Regions from separate parts of the Homo sapiens genome. Here region 1 is linked to region 2. A link is a loop called in an ENCODE intact Hi-C map of the cell type or tissue named here. Cell type or tissue: heart right ventricle. All regions are shown on one strand. Each heading gives the region's core, and the rest is flanking DNA. Links, peaks and the distances in the headings are about the cores only.

What was found. Hi-C counts contacts between places; a loop is a spot of excess contacts. Peaks named below come from ENCODE experiments on the same cell type or tissue, not always from the same donor. Only the 100,000 strongest peaks of a DNase experiment are listed, where the experiment ranks them.
Region 1: a loop joins it to region 2, with 2.4 times the contacts of the local background. A loop is called at or near these places in 2 of 110 quality-filtered maps.

The regions. Positions count from the first base shown.
Region 1 is chr3:78,723,182-78,735,057 of GRCh38, reverse strand. All of the region lies in intron 5 of ROBO1 (roundabout guidance receptor 1), which reads left to right. Among named protein-coding and RNA genes, the nearest start is that of LINC02077, 680 kb to the right of the region's middle. In heart right ventricle, for the core only: no CTCF peak of the experiment used is centred there; a DNase peak (open chromatin) is centred at 6,007.
Region 2 is chr3:78,653,375-78,665,250 of GRCh38, reverse strand. It overlaps ROBO1 (roundabout guidance receptor 1), which reads left to right. Exons shown (of 31, transcript NM_002941.4): 15 at 3,137-3,258; 16 at 3,990-4,221; 17 at 5,444-5,565; 18 at 7,982-8,153. Among named protein-coding and RNA genes, the nearest start is that of LINC02077, 610 kb to the right of the region's middle. In heart right ventricle, for the core only: a CTCF peak has its summit at 5,664 (motif pointing left); no DNase peak of the experiment used is centred there.

The DNA of each region.
Region 1 (11,876 bases), core at 1,953-9,952, 70 kb before region 2:
GTTTACATCAATATATAAGTCTCAATGTGTAAGATATATACCTTTATGGGCTTTATAATGTATAATCTGCATGCCCATTTTTGTCCAGGTCCTTTGAGACATAATTTTAATTCCTTATAAAGTGCTTATATCTTTACGTAAACTGACTCCAGGACCATAGTCGGGGTGCAGTGTGTTTAGATGCAGAGGTAAGGTAGTAGAGACCAAAGATTGCCAGACAAAATATTTTCTAGTTCAACAAATAATCTCTGGTGCTTTTGGGAAACAATATACTATATATTTTCAAGTTTCATCTAAGTACTATAATGAACTTATATATGAATTAAAGTCCTCAGTTTTGATATCATGCCATGTTGACATGCTATCCTACTTTGACTGTTGCAAACTGTTTGTTAGTATTCTCTTAAATCTCCTGAGATGATTCTGGAGGTTTTTTTTTTTTTTTCCCCCAAATGGATTTCCCAAAAAACAAGTCTTTTGGTTTTATTTGTTTGTTTGAGACAGGGTATCTCTCTGTCGTCCAGGCTGGAGTGCTGTGGTGTGAACATGGCTCACTGCAGCCTCAATCTCCTGGGCTCAGGTGATCATCCCACTTCAGCCATGTGAGTAGCTGGGACTACAGTATGTGCAACCATATCCAGCTATTTTTTTTTTTTTTTTGTGGCGGTGGGGTCTCACCATGTTGCCAAGGTTGGTCTTCTGTAGGGCTGGGATTATAGGCATGAGTCACCACACTCAGACCCAAAACAGTTTTGCATACTTTTCCAAAAGTTAGTTCCACTCACATGTTAGTTTCAGTCAAAGTAACATTAGATGACATAGAGGACTGCCTCACCAAGTATGCCTATGCTGCCTTCCACATGGAATTCCGCCAACTCTTGAAAATCACTGAGATGAAACCTGATATGGTTGCATGCTGCTAGTTAGCATCCATGATCTATTAGTCAAAATAGACCTTCCAGAAAGCAGAAAGTGTCTCAGAAATTGGAGTAATCAGCCAAAAAGAAAGTTGTACTTCATAATTCAAAATAATACAGTATATTAAGCAGAAGTGCTGTATTAAAATGATACAAAATGAACACACATGGTCAAATAACAAACCTGCAATAGGAATTTTGGATTAGGTTGCCACCCCAGCATAGAAAGCAGACATGCAAATGTTGTTTCTTCTCTTACTTTTTTCTTAAAATATATGCTTACACAAGCAGCTAGAGTTTCTTCAGTTTCCAGGCACTTTGATATATCTGATCAGGCCATTAAATTTCTCCCAATAGCCAAGGACTAGTGGGATGTTACTACTGTCAGGGAGCACTTTGTTTAATTATAGGTTAAAGTAGTTTGCCAAATTAAAGGCACAATCTTTTGTGGGTTCATGGATGATGTCCTAAATAGTTTATTTAATTCTCAATGTTCCATTAATCAGATGAAATATTTCTCTAAAATATAGTTTTAGAATTTATCTCAAAGAATTGTTTATACATTTTATCTTTAATTTGGAAAAAATATTTAAATATCAATACTTTTTAGTAATTCCCTATTTTTAAAAAGTTTACTTTTCTAATTGCTTGTAATCGTTCTGATTGCTTATGATAGTATGGACGGCATTTTTTTCTTTCTGTGGACATCAAGCAAAATGAATTGTAATCTTTAAAAAAAAACAAATAGTACATTCAAAAGGGCATTTGATTTTACAAGATATTGTAAACAATAGCCTTTCCTTAAAACAGAGTCCAAAATGCAGAAATCAAAGAAATTTTCTTAAGGCTTTTAGTTTTCAATTATTTTTAATCTGATCACTTTACAGGGGATTGAGATTTCCTTTTCATTACTTGCAATTGGTGAAGATTAACATTATTTCTTCATCTTGCCCACATTATCACTTTTATTTAAATATTGTCTCTCAAAGAATAATTCTAAGTTTTATGGTGAGGCTAATATCTCCTCAATCAAATGCTGATTCTGCAATTCTTTTGTTTAAAGGTTAGTTGCTTTAACCAAACAGCTCTTGGTAACATCTGACCACTTCAGTTTTTATCTCCTTAAAACCAAAGAATTTGATAATATGATAAATTGTACACTTGTAAAATAATCTGTTGTGCATTAACAAAATTACTACCAGATGGTACAGGTTTACTCTTCTTAAATCTTACAAATCGAGGTGATCACAAAGCTTTAAAAGCCTATTGCATTAGAAACAGGCTTTTGTTTAAGTCACCTTTAAGAGCATCATATTGTATGGGAACATTTCAAAAGCAGTTGAGCTTAATCTGTATAATACTGGCTGGAAATAATGTAAATTTGTCTCTTTGAGTGGATAGAGTACAATTTACTAAGGAATCCATGATTTCTTATTCCTTAGCCTATTCACATGCATGGTGTCACTCTTCTCTCACCTCGATATATGACATCACTGTATTGTTCCATGCATCATGTATATAAAAGATCATGCCACATTTCCCCATCTTTATTAGGGAAGCTTATAAATATTCTGATTAACCTTTAAACATTCATGATAATAAGCACATGTTTGCATGGGAAGAGAAGAGGCATTCTTCTTCATAGAAATGTATGTGGGATATTTACCTTACAACATTAGTCCTACAGACAACACATGCAAATATGAAATGTAAACATACACATTGTTTTTTTTCTGCTGACAGTTACATGGACTAATGGCCATTAGGTTGGATGTCCAGATTGGTTAGGCTTAAATATGGGGTGTGCTGGAAGGGGGAACTTCAATGTAATATGCTTAAGGAGGTCCATGGATAGCACCTATTTGTTCTTCCAGCCATTCAGTTTGGGGATCTATACGTTTTAAAAATATTGTGAATTTGTAGTTTATGGCGTGAGAAGCAAAGAAAATATAAGCTGTTGTTCTCTATCTCAAAGAAAGCCCTCTATAGAAGCTTTACTTTGGATCTATGTAGAATGAGCTTCAGTGTACTTACCAAATGATCTGGAGCAAGTTTTGATACTCTCAGAGCCTTAATTTTCTAATCCAAAATATAGGAAAATACACCTTGTGAGAATGTTTTCGACGTTAAAAATAATGCATGTAACAATGCTATGTATATAGCTGGTGTTGGTATATCACAGTTCTCATTAATTAAAACAATACCAGTAATACAGATTGTTGCTTAAATACATTGGCACATTTATTAAATTGACCACAGATTCACTGATGCATTTTTCGTGTACTGCAGGAAGAACTGTCAAAAGCGGTTTACACACAGGACATAATGTTTTTCAGATGTTAAGCTTTTGCAATTCTTAAGTTCTTTAAAATTTCTATAGAAACACCAGAGAATTTAAATACATTTGTTATTTTAGTATGGAGTGGTCAGAATTTGAATTTGTCTGCTATAATGCAGTATAAAATAGTGTGCTTTTCACATAAATTTGAAGATATTCAGCATTTTTTTTCAGAAGAGATGACTGAAATCATAAGAATTCTGTATGTCCAATCTCTTAGATTGTGAACAATTCTGATAGTGTACTTTCTATGTAAGTGCTGTGTTTTTAAATGTTAAAACTAGGAGAAAGTTTTTGCCATCACAGAACATATATTCTATGCAGAAGAAAGGCAGGAAATGTCAGATCAAGCTTTTTTCATTGATTTTACTTTGTTCTTTAATCTTCACACTGACTGATATAACTTCTAGTGCAGGCTTTCCCATCCCTAAATGCTGGAACTCTTAAGATCGGTTTATATGGAAGCAACCTAGGATGCACAAGATTCTGATTTTTCAGCTCAAAGTTCCAACAGTATATCCTAGACGTAGGTTAGAAGCCATATAAAACACTCATATCCCTTATTACAATTAATACCGTTTGTATTACATTTTCTGTTCAGCATGCTTTTGTCTTGGCTATGGAATGGAACCATTTATGACTAAGAAAGAACATTCCAAATAAATATCCCTCCAAACAGTTTTTACAATACTCTTTACACAGATCATTTTCTCTTTTATTTTGTTTTCACCAATAACTATAGAAATAGAAATGGTCAGGATGAGTTTATTTTTATTTCTTATTTGTCCATGAGTTAATTATTAGTTCTCAGGAAATAGCAAAAGTACCTATTGATAATTTTGAAGTTTAATGTAGCCCACCAGAAAGCTCCTTTTTAAGCGCTAGGTCAGACCTGTCTTTCTAAGGTCGTATTTTCTTCCTCACATTGAAGAATTAGCCTACTTGCTTCCTCTAAGGATGTATGTAGAAATATTTTAATTCATGTTAACATGTGTATTGTTGGAAGATATGGGATTTATTTATGTTTTGAACGTGTTTTCCATAGGAAATGAGGCACAAATTTGCCAAGTGAGTGAGCTACATTCTAGCATAATCTCGTGTTCAACAAAGGAGGGTGAAGCAACTGGCCATATGGATATTGAATCTCTTACCCTGGTCTGATGAGCCCTAACTTCTGATTAATCAATTAAGCTTGTCACTTGCAAGCTCTTCTTTTTCTCCTTTGACTCTTTGGGATTAAAATACCACAGAATGTGTGTGAGTGTTTACTTCAATTTGTAGCTATTTTAGGAATATTTCTTCTTCTGTAGAATCTTAATTAGTAATATTAAATGCTGTTTATATTTTTGAATAAAAAATGCATTTCTGTAAAGTAAAATTGGTCAATCTATATCAAGGAATCCCTTGCATACCCAACCTTGATTTGACTTTGCCATGGTTATGAGTCTTCTACAGAATGTAAGTCAATGTAAATTTCAAGGGTAACAAGTTATACGTGGTCTCTGGAAAAGGCTTTATCTTAGCAAGCATTTGGTAGTGAGGGAATTTCTCACACTGGACCAAACTATAGAGCTAAGTATAAGAACCCAGAGAGAGGAAAAGGGATTTACTGTTGGCAAAGTATTTTCAGCTGGTGTACTTGTAATTCAAAAGAGCCAAGAGTTTGAAAATAAGCTTTTCTCCCCTCAAATACTATGAACATTTGTCATCTTTATTTCTAGAGTATAGTCATAATTCCCTTGTAGATTTTTATTTCAGGCTGTCTTAGCTGTGACTGTATGTAAATTCAGAATTAGAGCCAGATGGTTGGAAGAGGTGATAAAAAGCAAACCTGGTTTTGTGGGAAAGTGAAAATTGCCCATAAGACTTTGTTTTTTACCTTTAAAACAGCAGGACACTGTTTCATGAGACCTGTGAAGGAAATAATACATTAACTTTAATAGCTATAAGCTAAATCAATTTTTCATATTAAGGCTGAATGCTACCATGTAATCTACCTAGAATTTTCATAGAGGTAAAAATCAATTAGCTTTCTTACTTTTAGAAGATAGCTAGCAAAGGCTAAAACCACTCTTTATATTGCCTCCTTTTATAGGATTCACTTTGGGGTTCTAGTCTTAATAATTTGGGAACCAGACACCTGGGGAAATCTGCTAAAAAGCCTTCACTGTTTCATCTGCTCTCCATTTCATCAGCACTCAGCAGTTGTCTGTTCCTGGTTAATACTATAAATTAGAAGGGGCTTTCCTGGTTGATTGCTTTAGGCTACGTACCTCTGTCTAGCCCAGGAAAATGGGTGTCCAGCAGAAAAATGCCATACCCAAGGCTTCATATTGTCTTTGAGCTACACCTAAGCAAGCAAAATTGTTGTGTTTAAAGAGGGCTGTGTTACTTCTTTCTATTATTACTTATTAAAATTAGGAATCATGAAAAGGATCTCTGGTGATATACATTGGATAGAGAGCAAGATACTAATTTATACTTTCACAAAGAAAATCATCCTTTCCTTTAACTATGTCTGTCTGCAGGGTGGCTCCCACTTACGTGCAATTAGCAACACAGCTCTTCCTGATGTAGTCTATAATCAAATTATCATAGGTGTGCTTCTGCAGCAGCAAACAGCCAACTACCAATTTATCAATTGTTATGAGGAAGAAATGAGAAATTTAGGAGGAGAAATGGAAATAGCAGAGAAGTGCAGCTGCCAGAGTCCTAGGCGGGGACTCTCCCAGGCCTGTGTTCTCAGCTGGCAGCTCACCAAGCTGTGCAAAGAGCCACGTGTTCCCACTGGGATAATTGCTTTTTCTGCATAAGTCTCTTGTTGCTTCTCTCTGATGATCAAGTGTGTTTAAACTCCTGGCTGAATTCATGTTGGTTTTCAAATGGTATTGTAAAGTGTACCAGGAAACAAATGAAACGGGATCATGTTCTCTTGTGTGTATGTAGCCCAGGCAAATATGGGACGCCAATGGAGAGATCCTAATTGCCTATTTTTCCTCTCAATTCCACTCCTAAGAGAGTAGTTGAAAGACCTGAAACAAGTTATGGCTTTTCTTCATGCAATGCTGTCCTTTTTTATGTCACCAGGAATTTTTAGAATGGTCATTTGATTGCTTTCAATTTATCATTCTCATATTTTCTTTACAATGTGTGTGTACTTGCCCCGGTGTCCTTTTGTTATATAAAACATTTTTTGTGCAAACCCCAGGAACATTATTTACACTTTGAGTAGGCTGTAAATGATGAAATACCCTTCACTTGAGAATAGACTAGTGAATAATTTGTAAAATCTAGGTACTTTTTACAGTTTAATTGAAAGCTGACTAATCTGGGTTTTTTTTTTTTATAACCTAGAAGAAAAAACAAAATCTTATGAATATTGGTATACAATCTGTTTTCCTTAGTTTCATCCATCTTGGGGTACAGTGCTGTCATTTTGTGTTATGAGTTCATATTGGACTGGTCTTGAGTTAAAGACAAGTTTACCCGACAGCCTGTGAACGCACAGCATGAAACCAGATCATATCTAATCAAGAGACTCGAGTGGGAAATAATTAAAATAATGCATTTCTCCTTCCTCCTTTTCCTTCTCCTCCTCCTTCCCCTTTCTCTCTCTTTTAGGGCTCTGTGAACCAGAAGAAAATAGGAATAGAGGGAGGTAAGAAATTTTGGGAAAATGAAGCAAGAATCAATAGCTTTTATAAAAAATAGAAAGATCAAAAAATCTTTAATAAACTTTGCTAACCAAGAAGAACTGTGATTTGGCTGAGGTTTATTGTTTATTTAATCTAAAATAAAATATTTGCTTTGATATTTAAATATAAAATCATTTTGTCATAAATACATAGAATTTTAAAATTATTTTGTGAGATTAGTACAAATAAATATATAAAATATACATGTTTATAGAATATATAAAAATGAATTTCTTGAAATTTGTTCTTACACTTAGAAGTATTGGTCACTAGATCAGTAAATATAAGTTTCTCTCTATCAATGATTTTTGATGGTGATGGTTTTGAATCGATTTATGAACAATTTACATTTTTATCTGATAGCTAACTACATTAAAATGTAGGTCTTAAAGACAAAATTATTAATGTGTATGTTCAGAAATATAATTAAACCATAGTTAACAAAAACATGAAATTATTTAATAAGAGATGTAGTTTTTTTCTGAGACGGAGTCTCGCTCTGTCGCCCAGGCTGGAGTACAGTGGTTCGATCTCGGCTCACTGCAAGCTCCGCCTCCTGGGTTCACGCCATTCTCCTGCCTCAGCCTCCCGAGTAGCTGGGACTACAGGTGCCGCCACCACGCCCGGATAATTTTTTGTATTTTTAGTGGAGACAGGGTTTCACCGTGTTAGCCAGGATGGTCTCAATCTCCTGACCTTGTGATCCGCCCGCCTCGGCCTCCCAGAGTGCTGGGATTACAGGCATGAGCCACCGCGCCCGGCCGAGATGTAGTTTTTTAAAGTATTCTTTTTGCACTACCTACCTGGGACTATGACAAGGAAATATTATAAAATAAGAAATACTGTATTTTCTTTTATATTATATAATATCTGAATTATATGAATTATTTTACTTGATTATATATTTTTATGTTACTATGATACTTTTGGGATTGATTATCCAATTCTTTGTCTGTCATTTGTACAAAATAATTATGGTACTAGCAATGTTTTTGCTTAATTAGAAGGCAATAAAGCATGATTATTTTTGAAAAATAGGATGGCATGCATTAGAAAATATGAATGTTTTAATCTGAACTGTCTAACATTAAAGGCTGATATTATTCTTGTAGCCAGATTGGAAAGTAATGGGTATTACTTTACCTCCTCCTATTCTCTGCACCCTCCTCAAACAAGTTATTTTTTCTGGATTGTTACTGTTGTTGTTGTTGTTGTTACTAATTTGATGCCAAAATTTAAAGAAAGAAAAGCCGTTATTGTTGTGACTCTTCTTCAAATGTTTCTGTTGAAAGGAGTCCTTAGGGATCATCTAAAACTGTACTGCAGCTGATTTCACCAAGGGGAATGTCTGGGGGCTATGACTGGCCATCTGGGTTACCTGCATCTCATTGTTGTTAAGAAGCCACGCCAGGCACATCTGTAGTTCACAACAGCTTGCTCTCTATTCTCTAGGTCAAAGATCCAGGCAGAATTGACAGCATTTCTATGAAGAGATATTCTGCTCAAGGAGAGTTAGTGGTGAATTGTTTAAGGATGATACGCTAGACTATCATTCAAAACCTCTCATCTCACTTAATTTGCAAAATAGTATGAAAACGGGTTGGTGGTAAAGAATCAAGTTTTTTTCTGAAAAAATAATTTCTAAACTCAGGTGCTTTAGACAACTTCATTCTTCATGTGAATCCCACTCGTCAAGCCCTTACTACTGTAAATCAATATTTTCAAACCTTTAATCTTTTAGAAAATTGTAAAAATTTAGTACTGCATAATTTCTTATTGGTATGATGATGCCTATGTGTGTCTTATCTGTATTAGTTGAAACATATTTCTCTTTTAGCATTATAATCAATATTCTATTATTCATTGTTTTGATGTATTTTTAAATAGTATTTTTAGTAAAGCACAGATTTTGCATGTAAAATATATTAAAGGAAATGAGATAAATTCTATGACAGTTTGGTGGTTAGCAATTTGAAATCATCTTTGAAGCCCTTAATATAATTAGCGGTTTTGTTTTTGGTCTGTTGAATTCAAGTCACATTAGGTTAATGTAATTAAAAGCAGAAAAGAATTTGTGTAGCCAAACTAGTTAATTAGCTCCAGTCTGTTCACTGTGTTAACCTAGAGGTGTATGGATAACATTGTGGGGGTGATGTCTGAAAAAAAAAAAAAATTCCTGTGTAACAGATACTGCAAATCATCTGACTTGCTTTAGGGTAGAAAATGAAGACATCACAAGGAGTTCATTTTAAGTTCATCTTTATTTCTGATTGTGAGCACTGATTTCAGGGTAAGCTGTGTACTCTCGGATAACCCAATCAAAAAACTTATGAATTTATGTTTTAAAAGGGAACTGAACAAAAAAAGTTTACTGAATTTACTTTTTTAAAGGCAGTATATTTCTTTGTGTGCAAAGTTAAATTTTGTTTCTTGTATTCTGGAAATAAGAATACTGATGCTAGTTTTTCCATGCTAACCAGAGACATAAAGTGGTTTTCTCCACTTTTGGTAGAAAAGCTACATCTTAAACCTGATTATTCTCTATAATTATTCAGTAAGCAATTCAGTAAAGGAGATGAAGGCAGGATTTCCTACTGCTCAGAGAAGTCTTTACCCCTAAAAAAAGTAGTCATTTCTAGTTTTTTACAGGGAAAATTCCTGATATATAAAAATCATATGTATTAAACACATCAAGAATTTTTACATTTTGACATCTCTAAAACATTTTTTTTAACCTGAGACTATTACAAAGAAAAATAGGAAGTTTAAATATATTTGAAACTTTAAAATTCTTTATCTTCTTTTCCTCTCTCCTCTCTGTCTCTTTCCCAAAAAGGAGCAAGACCAGTGGGACATTTTTTTGTTTTGCTTTGCTTTCATCAAGTATGTTTATAGCTAAGGGCCTCTTTAAGCACTGTCTAGCGCTTATGGAAATGTGGGCTTCTAATGTGGTTACTATTGTGGGCTGGTAAGGTATATGGTAATGAGGAAGGAAGACCTCTGCCTTGAATTTTTGACATAGGCTAAATGCCAGCATATTGTCTGAAAGTTTAACATGTTCTGCTTCTCCACTACCCGGATTATGTTAATTGAATAGTGCTCCAGCAGTTCAGTGTTTAACATTGTGTCTGTTCATTACACAAACTAGTTTTTGATAGGTTTACAATTCGACTGTCAAATCCAGCCGCAGGAAGAGACCTGCCAAGAAATATTTTAGCTTATTTTAAATAGTGCTGTTTTCACATTTATAGTGTTTTGTTTGTGTTAGACATATTTTTCTTCCCTATGTAGACAGAGAAAATGTTCATTTTTGGCTTACATAGGGGCACCACAGTTTAAAATGTATAAACTCACCCTAAATTTACAATCAGTATTTTTATATGACTCAACATAAGATGTTGATTTCTTTTTGCTTTTTTTGTGTGTGTGACAGAGTCTCACTCTGTCGCCCAGGCTGGAGTGTAGTAGCATGATTTCGGCTCACTGCAACCTCTGCCTCACAGCTTCAAGCAATTCTCCTGCCTCAGCCTCCAGAGTAGGTGGGACTACACGCATGTGCCAGCACACCAGGCTTTTTTTTTTTTTTTTTTTTTTAGTAGAGATGGGGTTTCACCATGTTGGCCAGGCTGGTCTCAAACTGTTGACCTCAGGTGATCCGCCCACCTCTGCCTCCCGAAGTGCTGGGATTACAGGTGTGAGCCACTGTGCCTGACCAAAATGTTGATTGTTACTAGTAGGCACTGCTTGAAAGTGGGTATGTTATATTCGATCAGGGTCATAGTACTATGTTGTTTTTCTGTTCTTTTGTTTATTGAAATGAACAGCCCACCATGTATTCCATATTTGTGACCGTTGAGAGTAGAATTATGGCCTTTTAAGATCCATTTCAATGTAGTCATTGACATAATGCCAAAATTAATTTGAATTTATGGAAATTGAAAACTGGCATGTTTCTTCTGTTTCTGAAGTTCATTTGCCCTACTTTGTGGTTTGTTCTTTCACTTTTACCAGTTTCTATCTCTATCATCCCTGAGGCAGTGTCTCCCAGGCTTGGTGAGGCTTGTTTATTTTTTCATTTTTTGTATCATCTACTTTGGGGTCCTTAACCATTATTGTCAGTGAGTATATAACAGAATGTTGTATTTTATAATGAAATTGGTTTATTGTTGAGATGGGAAATTTATGCGGGAGAGTATACGAATCTGGGAAATCTCAGCAGTTTTTCCTTAACTACAATAAATATTATTTGTATTATCTAATTGTATCCCTTCCTTCCTTTTGTCTTTTGAATCCAGCATTTATTCTTAGTCCAGAGCTGGGTCTTTAGAACACAGTTTCTCAATCCCTGCGTTATAGACAGTTTGAGTCAGATAATTCCTTGATGTGTATTTCTGGCCTCTACTTATTAGATACCAGTAGCATCGCCCCCCACACACCCTTCAATCCCCCAACCCCACACCAAGTTCTGACAACAAAATATGTCTGCAGACATTGCCAGATATCTCCGGGGAGAGGAAGGGTGATTGCCTCCATTAAGAACCGCTGTTTTGGAGGAAATAATAATGATCTATAAAGCCTAAAATTTACTTGTTTCTAAGTCTTATGCTGTGTCAATGCAAATATATATTTTCCTGATGAAACCAGTGGAAGTTGTTTAGTAATTACAGTCATGCATTGATTAATGACAGGGTTATATTCTGACAAATGTGTTGTTAGGTGATTTTATTGTGTGCGACCATGATAGAGTTTACTTATACAAACCTACATGGTACAGCCCTGTTACACTCCTAGGCTATATGATATAGCCAGTTCCTCCTAGGCCGCAAACCTGTACAGTATGCTACTGGATTGAATACTGTAGGCAATTCTAACACAACGGCAAGTTTTTTGTGTATCTAAATCTATCTAAATGTAGAAAAGGTGATG
Region 2 (11,876 bases), core at 2,572-10,571:
CTGGATCAAGTAATTTTTCTCTTTTTACTTAGAACTATTCAGTTCATGAATGGAGTAATGTGTTTGTTCTGGAGACTACATTTTCAGATGGACTTTTAAGAGGAGGACAGTAGGGATAGTCGATGAGGCCGCATGAAAGGCTGAAAATCACATCATATGAAAAGACATTCAAGGATCTAGGTATGATTAGGCCAGAAAATAATAACATCAGAGCAGACATGACATCTTTTCCTTAACATTTTAAGAGACTGCCGTATGGAAGAGTTATGCTTATTCTAGCTCGAGGCAACAGAAAAGGGCCCATGAGAAGAAGTAAAATTGAGGCACATATCTTGCCTATTCTTGGACTTCATTTGAGGCTGGAAGCCTTGGATTATAACTGTAATAAGAACCTGGGGAATCACCTGCAAAAATATTTCACTGGAGGGACCAGAAGGCAAACACAGCAAGGAGAAAAATGAGGGGTGAGGAAATTCAAGAAGGACTTGTTGGAAAGTGATTCATAAGGGAGCAGGCATAATTTCTCTAACCATTTCTGCAATGTGGTTGCAAAAGAATCTTCCCCAAGTGTAGATACTTAGAAATGAGCTGGGGTCAAAAGCTAAAGGTGCACAGATATAGGGCACAGGTTCCGAGTACAGGAGTCAGGTAGACCTATGTCATGGTTGGAGTTAGAGCCTTGTTATGTGGTAATCAAAGTGTGCTTTCCCAAAGACAAGATTTGATTATGCAAGGAAGATGAGATGAGCACCTGGCAGTTAGGGGTGGTGGTCATTGTGGCAGAGGTGCGGCTGTTGTTACCATTGTTAGTTACTATGATTCCTCACCCATGTGCCCTGTCTGTGTATCATTCTTGAGCCCTAGTTTTAAAAGAATCTATACAGATACATATCATACCTAAGATGATGTCAGTTATTATCAATGAGTGGGGCCTGGATAGGCTCCCCTCTGAGGTTGTGTATACGAAGTTTTAACGTTGGGGGAAACAGTTTGGCTGGAGCAATTAGGTCTTCTTTAAGTCTAATTCTGAATGTTGAGAAAGACCTTTTACATTGTCATACGTTTCTTTCAGGAGAAGGAGAACAAAAACAGTAACAGGATCAATTCATAAACTTCTCAAAATTATATTATCAGGTGTCACTTTCCCTTTTTCTCTCTGCTGTGAACATTTCTATTATAATGTTATAGACTGCTGTTGCTGTCATGGGTACTAGGTGGGAGAATCTAGCAATTTTCATGAAGGAACTGACTGGTAGGTTTATCTCAAATCAGAGGAATTTGGGATTGGGATGCAGATCATGGCAGTTATGTATAAAGTGGTTATTTCTGTATTTGAAGATACTTTCTGAAAGGGGGATGATTTTGTGAGGATGGGAGCTTACGTATGAGGGAAGTACTTGGAAACTGACATCATATGTGTGTTTTCCACACATGAATACATTTTAATTGAACCTATGTTTATTAAGCAACACCTATGTATATGGCACTATGCTATATACTATGGGTCCACAATCCCTGCTCTGAGGAAAAGCACTTTTTATGTCTTACCACAAGACAGCTTTTACCACAGCCCTCAGGATTAGCTGCCTTTGATGCCACCATCTGAAGCATAAGGAAACTGAAGAATAGTGAGATTAAGAAATTGTTCCAATGTTACGTGGTTTTTAAGTTGCCGAGGTGGGGTGCAAACCCAAGTCTGTTTCATTCCAAGTATTTCACTCTTATCCTAGAGATGGGTGACAGCTTGAGTCGTAGGAGCAATTGAGACCAGTGGGTAAGGAAGAGATGGAAAGGTGACAATCAAGTGTTTACTCCGTAGAGGCTGTGATAATAGTTATCCTGAGGGCAGGTCCTAACCAAAAATATTGGTAAAGGAAGATGAAGTATGGGATGCCAGAATTATCCCAGTTGTTTTTTTTTCATCTTGCTTATTTATCAGCTTAATTTCTAGGTTAAGTATAAAAACAACCAAACAATATGTAAGAGTGTTTGATATCAATCTCGATGTCATCTCTTCCACTTGCCTAGCTTCCCTGGACTTCATCCGAGATACTTAGCGATCTCATTCTTAGTATTCCTGCTTTTGCTTTCTACCCAAGATCAATTGTTTGACGGTATTTAATGATTCATTAAACTAAAATTCTCATTTTAATTTTTTTATGTAATGGGGAATCATCTGGAATGTAGGTGCCAAAATACAATTCTTTGAGAAAGAGAATTCTGAAGTCCAAAAAACATTTTCTTCACTTCCTCCCATGTATTCCCTGTTACTATTATAAACAAAGCAAAACATCTGTGTTTAGAAAACCGCTTCAGAAATGGGCAAATGTTTTTTTGAGTGTAGACTTTAAGAAGCTTATAAAAAAAAATTAACATTAGTAGCCACTTCATTCTTACTGTGTTCTTAGTTTCCTTCCTGAAATTTTGGGGCTTTTGAGATTAAGAACTCTTTATTAAACCTTCTTTACTATGATACAATAACTAAACTAAAGGATCATCAATTAAATAAACGTTAAGTACTTTTTTCTCATGAGTCTAATCAGCTTTATTTTATTTTACTTCCTTGCTGGCATCTGTATCACCTCCATTGTAGCCACTAACTTACCATATACCTTCCATGAGAAAATATCCAAGTTCATCTTAAAAGCTGTAAAGTATCTGCCTTCTTTCTGTTCTTGGTTTTCACTAACCATATCTCCTTTCTTTCCATTGCTTAGCCACTCTGCTACAATTTCAGTCTCTTTTCTGTCTTGCATAGTTAGGATCACTACAGAAGGTTTTCACAAACTCAGGGAATTGCCCTAGTGCCCTCATTTTCATCAGGAAAGTGATCGTTACATGATAGGAGGAGCCACTAAATGTTGTTATTTGCCATTGTTGTCTTTGCTTCCTGCTCTTTTTGCCTTTCTATAATATATGTCCTCTGCGTTCTCTCTACTCTCTCTATCCCCTCTTACTTTCCTGATCCTAATAAAAAGGTTAAATTATTCCTTTTTTTTTTTTTTTCCGAATCACAGCCTGGCTTGGACTCTTCTTTACTGAGAGTTGCTATGAATGAACAGTTTGTTTCACCATGCTTTCATTCCGTTCAGTAACGTTGTGCAGACCCTGACACAGTTTTCTTGACTTGTTGTAGATGTCCTACCAACAAGTCAGGGGGTGGACCACAAGCAGGTCCAGAGAGAGCTGGGAAATGCTGTTCTGCACCTCCACAACCCCACCGTCCTTTCTTCCTCTTCCATCGAAGTGCACTGGACAGTGAGTTGTTACAATATTTGATCTCAGTTTTAATAAGCGTCTGCGAGATCATTGCAATGCATATAAAATGTAACTATCTGTTGCCTACTTGTACATTAATGATAACTTTATAGTGTAAGCACTGTTTATTACAGTAGCTATTAGTTTGGTTTAAACAGAAAAACATTGCATCTTGAGCCTATTTTTTTCCTATTGTGCTGCAGTAGTGAACTTGACCTGTCTCAGGAAAGAAACAGATAGTATTAACTGTGTTATGTAACTTGTGATAGGATCATTATTACATGAATCTTTTAAACTTAGAAATATTTCCAAGTAGTATTAAGTAGGCTTTTAAAATCAGAAAATCATCAAACATTTTAGCTTCTCATCCCCTTGACCCAGGGATGTCCTACATGCAATGTCAGAGCTGCCATCAGGCCTCACATTTCTGCATGAAGCATAGAAGTTAATGCCACCGAAATTTTTATCAAAAGATAGTGGAATTTTTTCAGTATTCTACTTATTTGAATGTTTTAGCTGAAGATTCTTTTGGATTTTCTATGAGCACACTCATGTTGTCCACAAATAATGATTTTTATTTTTTCCTTTCTAATTCTTACACATTTCTTGTGTAAGAATGTGGGATGAAGCCAGACAGAATTTTGTGCATTTTATAACGTTTAATTTTTATTATTTTCTGATGAACCAATACAATAATATGAATAATTACATTTTACTTGTCTTTTTAATAGGTAGATCAACAGTCTCAGTATATACAAGGATATAAAATTCTCTATCGGCCATCTGGAGCCAACCACGGAGAATCAGACTGGTTAGTTTTTGAAGTGAGGACGCCAGCCAAAAACAGTGTGGTAATCCCTGATCTCAGAAAGGGAGTCAACTATGAAATTAAGGCTCGCCCTTTTTTTAATGAATTTCAAGGAGCAGATAGTGAAATCAAGTTTGCCAAAACCCTGGAAGAAGGCAAGTATGATGAAGCGTTTGATTTCCATGCATTGCAGTATATTTGTTAGAATTTTATTAGCTTAATTTAAATTGTTATAATGTTAATAGTGGCATTAATTACTAACTTTCTTGATATTGAACATACATTTTGCTAACAGTATTTGTTTATTTAGAAAACTAGAAAAGCAAAATGCTATAATAGTTGACTTGCTTCAATAGTGGCCTACCTCAAATGTGTAAATGTGAACATTATATTACTTAATGGCATATAGAAATTTAATTATTCAGAACTAAAATTCACATTTAAAAATGAAATTGTTTTCCGTTTGGTTTATTTTCCATTCAGCATTTTCTATTTGTTTATTTTGATCCATGATTTGAATAATGTGTTGATTTGCCCAGGACTTCGTGGGATTAGCATTTTCTTCCTAAATCTCATCTCTTTTAAAACACCTCAGTTCTAGACAAATCACTATAGCTGACCACCCTATTCCTAGAAATTAAACAATATTTACATAAAGGTAAAAGATTACATTAACTAACAACAGGATTTTTCCCAACATGTCTTTGTCACTTTGGCTGTATAAGTAATTATCATGAATGATTAATATTCATTTTCATACTTTTGAACATTTCGGGGGAGAACATGAGACTAGAGTTACACGGTAGAAGAAATAGGAATTGTCCTGGGATGTTTGGTGGAAACAAGGTATTTAACTTTGGTTATGGAAAATTCACCGTGGCAGTGAATTAGCATTGAGTGAGGAACAACTTAGGTAGTTTGGGACTATTCAGACTTGGATGAGATACATCTTTAAAACATATGCAGCTGGGCACAGTGGCTCACGCCTGTAACCCCAGCACTTTAGGAGGCTGAGGCGGGCGGATCACCTGAAGTCACGAGTTCGAGACCAGCCTGGCCAAGGCGGTGAAACCCCATCTCTATTAAAAATACAAAAATTAGTGGGGCATGGTGGTGGGTGCCTGTAATCCCAGCTACTCAGGGGGCTGAGGCAGGAGAATCGCTTGAACCCGGGAGGGGGAGGTTGCAGTGAGCCGAGATCATGTCACAGCACTACAGCCTAGATGACAGAGCGAGCCTCCGTCTCAAAAAAAAAAAAAAAAAAAAGCATATATTGATATAGTATTAATACATCTATTATTGGGTTTGATATTAATTACCTGCTTTCAGTGTTCTCTAGCACATTCTAATAACCTACCTTTTAAAACAATTTAATAGCACCCAGTGCCCCACCCCAAGGTGTAACTGTATCCAAGAATGATGGAAACGGAACTGCAATTCTAGTTAGTTGGCAGCCACCTCCAGAAGACACTCAAAATGGAATGGTCCAAGAGTATAAGGTATGAGTATAATATATATATATATTAATGTCCTGATGGGCAGCCCCCACCATTCATAAAGAAAAAGCAGGCTGGTATTTGTTTATGGATATTTGGCGCCATCTGCTGGTCCAAATAGCAACATGTAAAATTATTTTTAAAACGCTTTCTTGTTTATTCAGTGATTTTGAAATTCTGATTCAGGTGGTCTGACAGGGGCCCTTGCACATATATCTTGGTGAATCTTTTGGCGATTCTGATGTGCATCCTTAGTTAAGGCCCAAATAAGACTATACATGTTCTTCTGAGGAGCAAATTAATCTGTACGGTAACCAAGTATCCTGAGCAGAATTTTAAGTTTATTTTATTTTCAAAAGATTTTTAAAAACAAATTGAGAAACCTCTTTATGAAATTTGTGTATATGAACAGTGTATTTTTTAAAGTATTTAAAAGACTGCCATAAGTGCACTGTGGATGTTTTAAGATATTTCAAGTAAGATTTTCTAGATAATTGAGGCATTAAAAGGTAAAAGTCTCTGTACTTTTAAGTGTTTTCTTAAGAGTTTCAAGGCTGTCTCAATACTGAGGAGTGACAGGATACTATGTGTTAGTCTAGAAAAATAGAATGTTATAGAAGATTTTTAAGGATTTAAAATGGGTGATGTCTCAGCTCTCAAGCTAAATTGTGGAATGTAGGCATTTTCCCCTAAGAGTCAGAACTCATTTCTCTCCTGAAGAAATGCAAAAGGGTGGATTTCACGTAACTTCATGGTCAATTTAAAATAATAAAATGCCTTTCAGAACCTGATTGACTGGTACAAAATCAGTTTGTGGCTTTGGTTCAGCTGTATAATGTAAATGGGATTTTTAAAAAAATCACAAAAGAGTCTTAATTTCCAAATGGTCAGCTCCTGGTATAGGGTCTGAGCATTTCTTGGTGTTATGTATTGAAACTATATTAAAATAATATTAACTTTCAAAGAAAATATAAAAAGATAAATGATGGAAGAGACTAGGCTTAGATTTCTTTTAAATCTCACTTCCTATTAGAGTTTAGACAATTGTCTACTTAAAGTTAATGGTATATATTGCTTGAGAACATCATAAGGAATATAGAGTATGTCAGTTGGGCGCTGTGGCTCACGCCTGTAATCCCAGCACTTTGAGAGGCCGAGGCAGGCAGATCATCTGAGGTCAGGCCGGCCTGGCCAACACAGTGAAAGCCCGTCTCTACTAAAAATACAAAAATTAGCTGAGTGTGGTGGTGCACACCTTTAATCCCAGCTACTCAGGAGGCTGAGGCAGGAGAATCACTGGAACCCGGGAGGTGGAGGCTGCAGTGAGCCAAGATTGCACCACTACACTGCAGCCTGAGCCACAGAGCAAGACTCCATCTCTAATGATAATAATTAATAATAATGAGCATGTTTTTCTATAGATCATTTTCTTATGGAAACTGAGCTTGAACATTGTCGTGCACCATATCCAAGTTCTTAAACATCGCAGAAGATCACTCACTGATGAATCTGTTAGTGAAATTTAAAACAAGGATTATAGAATAGTTTGAAAATCTCAATTTCTTGAGAATAGTTTTGTATCACAAATATTATTAGCCAAGTTAATCAGGTAACTCTTTGTTATTAGAAGAATGCTTTTTTCACATCAAATATGTATTGCTATTCTTTATGTTCTCATGTATGCTGTGAAGGACTGATAGTCCCATTTAAATAGAAGAGCAGAGGGCAAATTGTCTCTCATTGATAATATAGTTCAGTGTACCAGAGGTTGAATAAAATCCTGAGATGAGGCTCACTCCTTGTGTGCAGTTTTATTTTTAATAATCATATTTGTGCAAACTACTTTAGAGTATTCAGAAGCTCTCCTTCCTTTTCAATCAACTACTCCTTGTAAAATGTGATGTTCCAGTGCCCATGCCAGGCAGGTTGATCCCAGAGAACTGTTGAAGTACGAGGCTTGGCGTTTCCTACTCATTTTTGTTTTACAATATCTGGTCATCTGGGTCATGCCTAGAATGCAAATGTTGAATGAGTATTATTCTTGATCTGCATAGACACAGCTATCTGCAAGGTACTTATTTAGCTGGCAGATAATGTGTTGGTGTTAAAAAGAAATCTAAATGAAGTGGGCTGATAGAAACTACTACCTTCAAGCACAGATTTGTAGACTTACCTGATAGAACCTTTTAAAAGTATATGAGAAAGTAATAAAGATGCCTTGAAACTACTTTTAACGTTAAACTTGACCAGAAGATTGTTCATAGAACTAGATTTTAGGGAAAAAATGACTTTGGAAACTTCTTATGGTAGTGCATGACAGTTTAGTACTCTGTCTGGGTCTAAAACTGCAACCCTGTGTTGATCTTTGCATTCATTTAGGTAATTTACCAGCTTGATTTTTGTGATGTGCTTCTTACAGGTTTGGTGTCTGGGCAATGAAACTCGATACCACATCAACAAAACAGTGGATGGTTCCACCTTTTCCGTGGTCATTCCCTTTCTTGTTCCTGGAATCCGATACAGTGTGGAAGTGGCAGCCAGCACTGGGGCTGGGTCTGGGGTAAAGAGTGAGCCTCAGTTCATCCAGCTGGGTGAGTGTCAGTGCAGATCCAGTTTGACAATCTCTCACTCTACCATGTGTCCCACTTTGCTTTTTTGCATGTGGCTGAGCCACCCACCATTGCTAATTTAATAGAATATGGAATATGGCTTAGAGCTACAAAAAGGTGTTAGCTTTACTTAATATGTAGGAGAGAGAAAGAGAGAGAGAGAGAAAGAGAGAGAGAGAGAGACAGACTAGATGTAGATATATGGACGTAGATATCTCAACTAAACTTGAACATATCTAAGCACACATTTTTGATATTTCAGGCAAAAGGTTGTCAATATTCAATGTTATCCTAATCCTGTCCTATATAATTTTTTTATCTATTCAACAAATGCTATTAATTGAGCACCAAGGATACCTCCGTGAACATGAAAGACAGTCTGCACCTTCATGGAACTCACAGTTGCTTGGATTTAAGATCAAACAAATAGGCCAGGTGCGGTGGCTCATGCCTGTAATCCCAACACTCTGGGAGGCCGAGGCAGGCAAATCACGAGGTCAGGAGATCGAGACCATCCTGGCTAACATGGTGAAACCCCGTCTCTACTAAAAATACAAAAAAACTAGCTGGGTGTGGTGGCGGGCGCCTGTAGTCCCAGCTACTTAGGAGGCTGAGGCAGGAGAATGGCGTGAACCTGGGAGGCGGAGCTTGCAGTGAGTCGAGATTACACCACTGCACTCCAGCCTGGGCGACAGAGTGAGACTCCCTATCAAAAAAAAAAAAAAAAAAAAAAATCAAATAAGCAAACTTCAATTTAAAACTTAAACCAGGTATTAGAAGTTTATAGCAACGACCAATTTATATTCACAGGTAGTGTCTATTTAAAATTGTAATTGTTTATTATAACAAAAGGTAGATTGAGATGTCAAAGAGTATTGGAATATGTTTATATGCTGATTGCTTAGAAAGTTAAACACAATTTGTGCCTCAAACGTGGTTAGATGAATTAAAAAAAAAACTAACATCAAAAGCTTCATTACCACAATTCACTCTGGGCAATATGGCATGAACATAAAGTACAAATTAGTAAGTGCATGCTAGTAAAATCTAAAACAAACAATAACAAAACAATGACAAAATACCATTGTAACTGAAAAGCAAGAAGAAAGGTTCAAATATTAAGAAGCTACATGTAAATTATGAATGATGCCAAGAAGCATATAGCACCTTTATGTTTTTGTCTTCCAGATCAGAAGTTAAGCATTAGTAGTATTTTATTACTAGCGAAATATTAGTATATGTTATTAATATTACAATCAGTTGTTAAATCATCAAAAAGGATCAGATGTATGAAGCTTTGTAATTCACAATTACATACTAGTTTTGCATGTTAATAATATTGGTGACATCCTGGAAATTATTTCAAAACAAAATTAAGAAACACCTGGTTTTCATAAACTTCATTGCTATACATAAAGAACTTCACATTTATTTTGAAGAATATTATTGATGTTCCATTGTTTAGACAATGTGAGTTGCGGTAATAGATACACTTGCAGAATTTCTGTCCTATAAGACAATAACGTCTACCAAAGTCCACTTGTGGGGTGGGGACTCTGTTCCACACACACATTGAGGATCATAGGCGGATGGGTTAGCCTCTTTATCATGGGGCTTCTGAAGTGGACCCTGGGCCTGTAGCAGGGGGAGGAAAGAAACACATCGTCTATGGGAATGTTCAGTGGTACAGGTCTAGACATGGTACACATCACTACTCCCAGTGTGACTGCAAGCAAATGAATGGGGTAACCTCAAAACTAAGTCACTGGCTAGGAAGGCTCCTCCCAACAGCTCTATTATATGAGAGTCCCATTCAAGCTTTTAGGGAAAAACTTGCTGTCTCTATCATAGCCATAGGCTAAAATTTGATTTTTGCACTCATGTTACCACTAAAGAACTTATCCATATAACTAAAAACATCCTGTTCTCCAAAAACTATGAAAATATTTTTTTTAAAAAAAACCAATGATTATATATAGAAATAAAACTTTTAAACAAAAATAGCTCCTGGTTTGTTTCAAGCAACACAAGAAACTGTAAGAAAATAAGTTGCTTGATGCATCTGTTGAACGTTTATATGAGATGTGGAGGAAAACAGTTTATATTGAGAAAATAGTTGATAGTCAAATATTTGCCCAATTTTATTAAATTTCAATATTAATTTATGAACATTGAAATAAGTTAACACTGTGATGACTCTATATATTGTTGTTGTTTACCTATTTTTATGACTGAAGATTATTTAGTTCTGTTTTTTGGAAGATAAATTGGGAAAATGACTATGTATAATTTTATTTATTTAAGATTGAAACCATGGGGGCTTTAGGGCCAAATTGGTTTCCTTGAAATTACAAATGAGTTCCATTTTTCCATATCTTAATATAGGCTCAGCTGCAGTGAGACAAAGACTGAGCTAGCGAGTGGCTGTTTTAATTCATTAGTCATACCACACTTGAGTCTGTTAAGTCCATCTGGTTGCTTGCATAGGACCTCTCTTGGCTGTTTCCATATTATCTGAGGCTACCCATCTTAACCTTGCACAAATAGCCATGAAATCTATAAACCTAGCAGATACAAAGAATGTATTAGGGATAAGAAGAATAGGTCTGCTCGGTGAACTTTAAGAGGATGAAGTGCTTAGGATAACCAGAGGTAATAAAAGAGTCTGGAACATGAAATAAAACTTTCATTCAACAAACAGAGAAAGGCAGGTAACTGCTTATGAAAATAGGTTTTTCAGCCTTGACCCTCTATAGAATGAGATCTGGAATTCTGTTAAAGAACAAAGCAAACTGAAAAACCACACACACTCATACAACATGAGAAGGAATTTAGCCATTTTGCATTGAAAGGGGTGCTGTTTTCCTGAAGGCTGTTTTCTTCATCATTGAACGTTGCTTATTTTTCCTTCCAGTTTTCTTATCAAGATGCAATGTCATTTAATAAGAGAAAAATCCATTGAAAGAAGAATCCATAAAAAATGTTATTCATATGTAATGAGTTATACCAATTATCTTTATGGAAAAAAATGTATTTTTGGATTGAAAAATCTTTCTATCTTAAAGCAGATTGTATTAGCAGAATTGTTGTATTTCTTTCTAGTTTGGTCTTAAAGTCTCTCTTTGCACAGTGGCTATAAACTCTAGTCCTGCCCTGACGGGGCTTTGGAGAATTTGGTTGTGGGTGTTCACTTTGTGCCTTTCACAGGATGCTTTTTAATCCTGGCAGACAGCATAACACCTGTGTTCAACCCATGACCAGGTGTCCCTCACACAGGAAACTAGTTTATACTGGCAGACGCCCCTGTGGCTCTTATCTGACCTGCGTCCAGCTTATTCCTGTCAACATGCCCCCTCCTAGGAGAGCCTTGACTGGGAGGAAGGTTAAAACCTCCCAGTGTGTTGCTTAGATGAGACTCAGAGGAGGCAACACAACAAAAACACGTGAAATAACGGAAGCAGTTTATTACTCACAGACCCATGAGACAGAGGGAGTGCCGACAAGGGCAGATGAGAAGGCCACCAGGGCAATTTGCTCAACCAGCAGGTGGGAATCCAGGTGGGGAAGACCTAGGCTCTGAGGACTTTTTGCTGTTGAAGGTATTACCCAGGCAGGTTTCCTTTGGGGAGTTCCTACTGGTGGGTTCTTAGAGCAAATGGCACAAGTTCCAGGAGGTCACATTCTGTCTGAGAATGGTCACTGGCA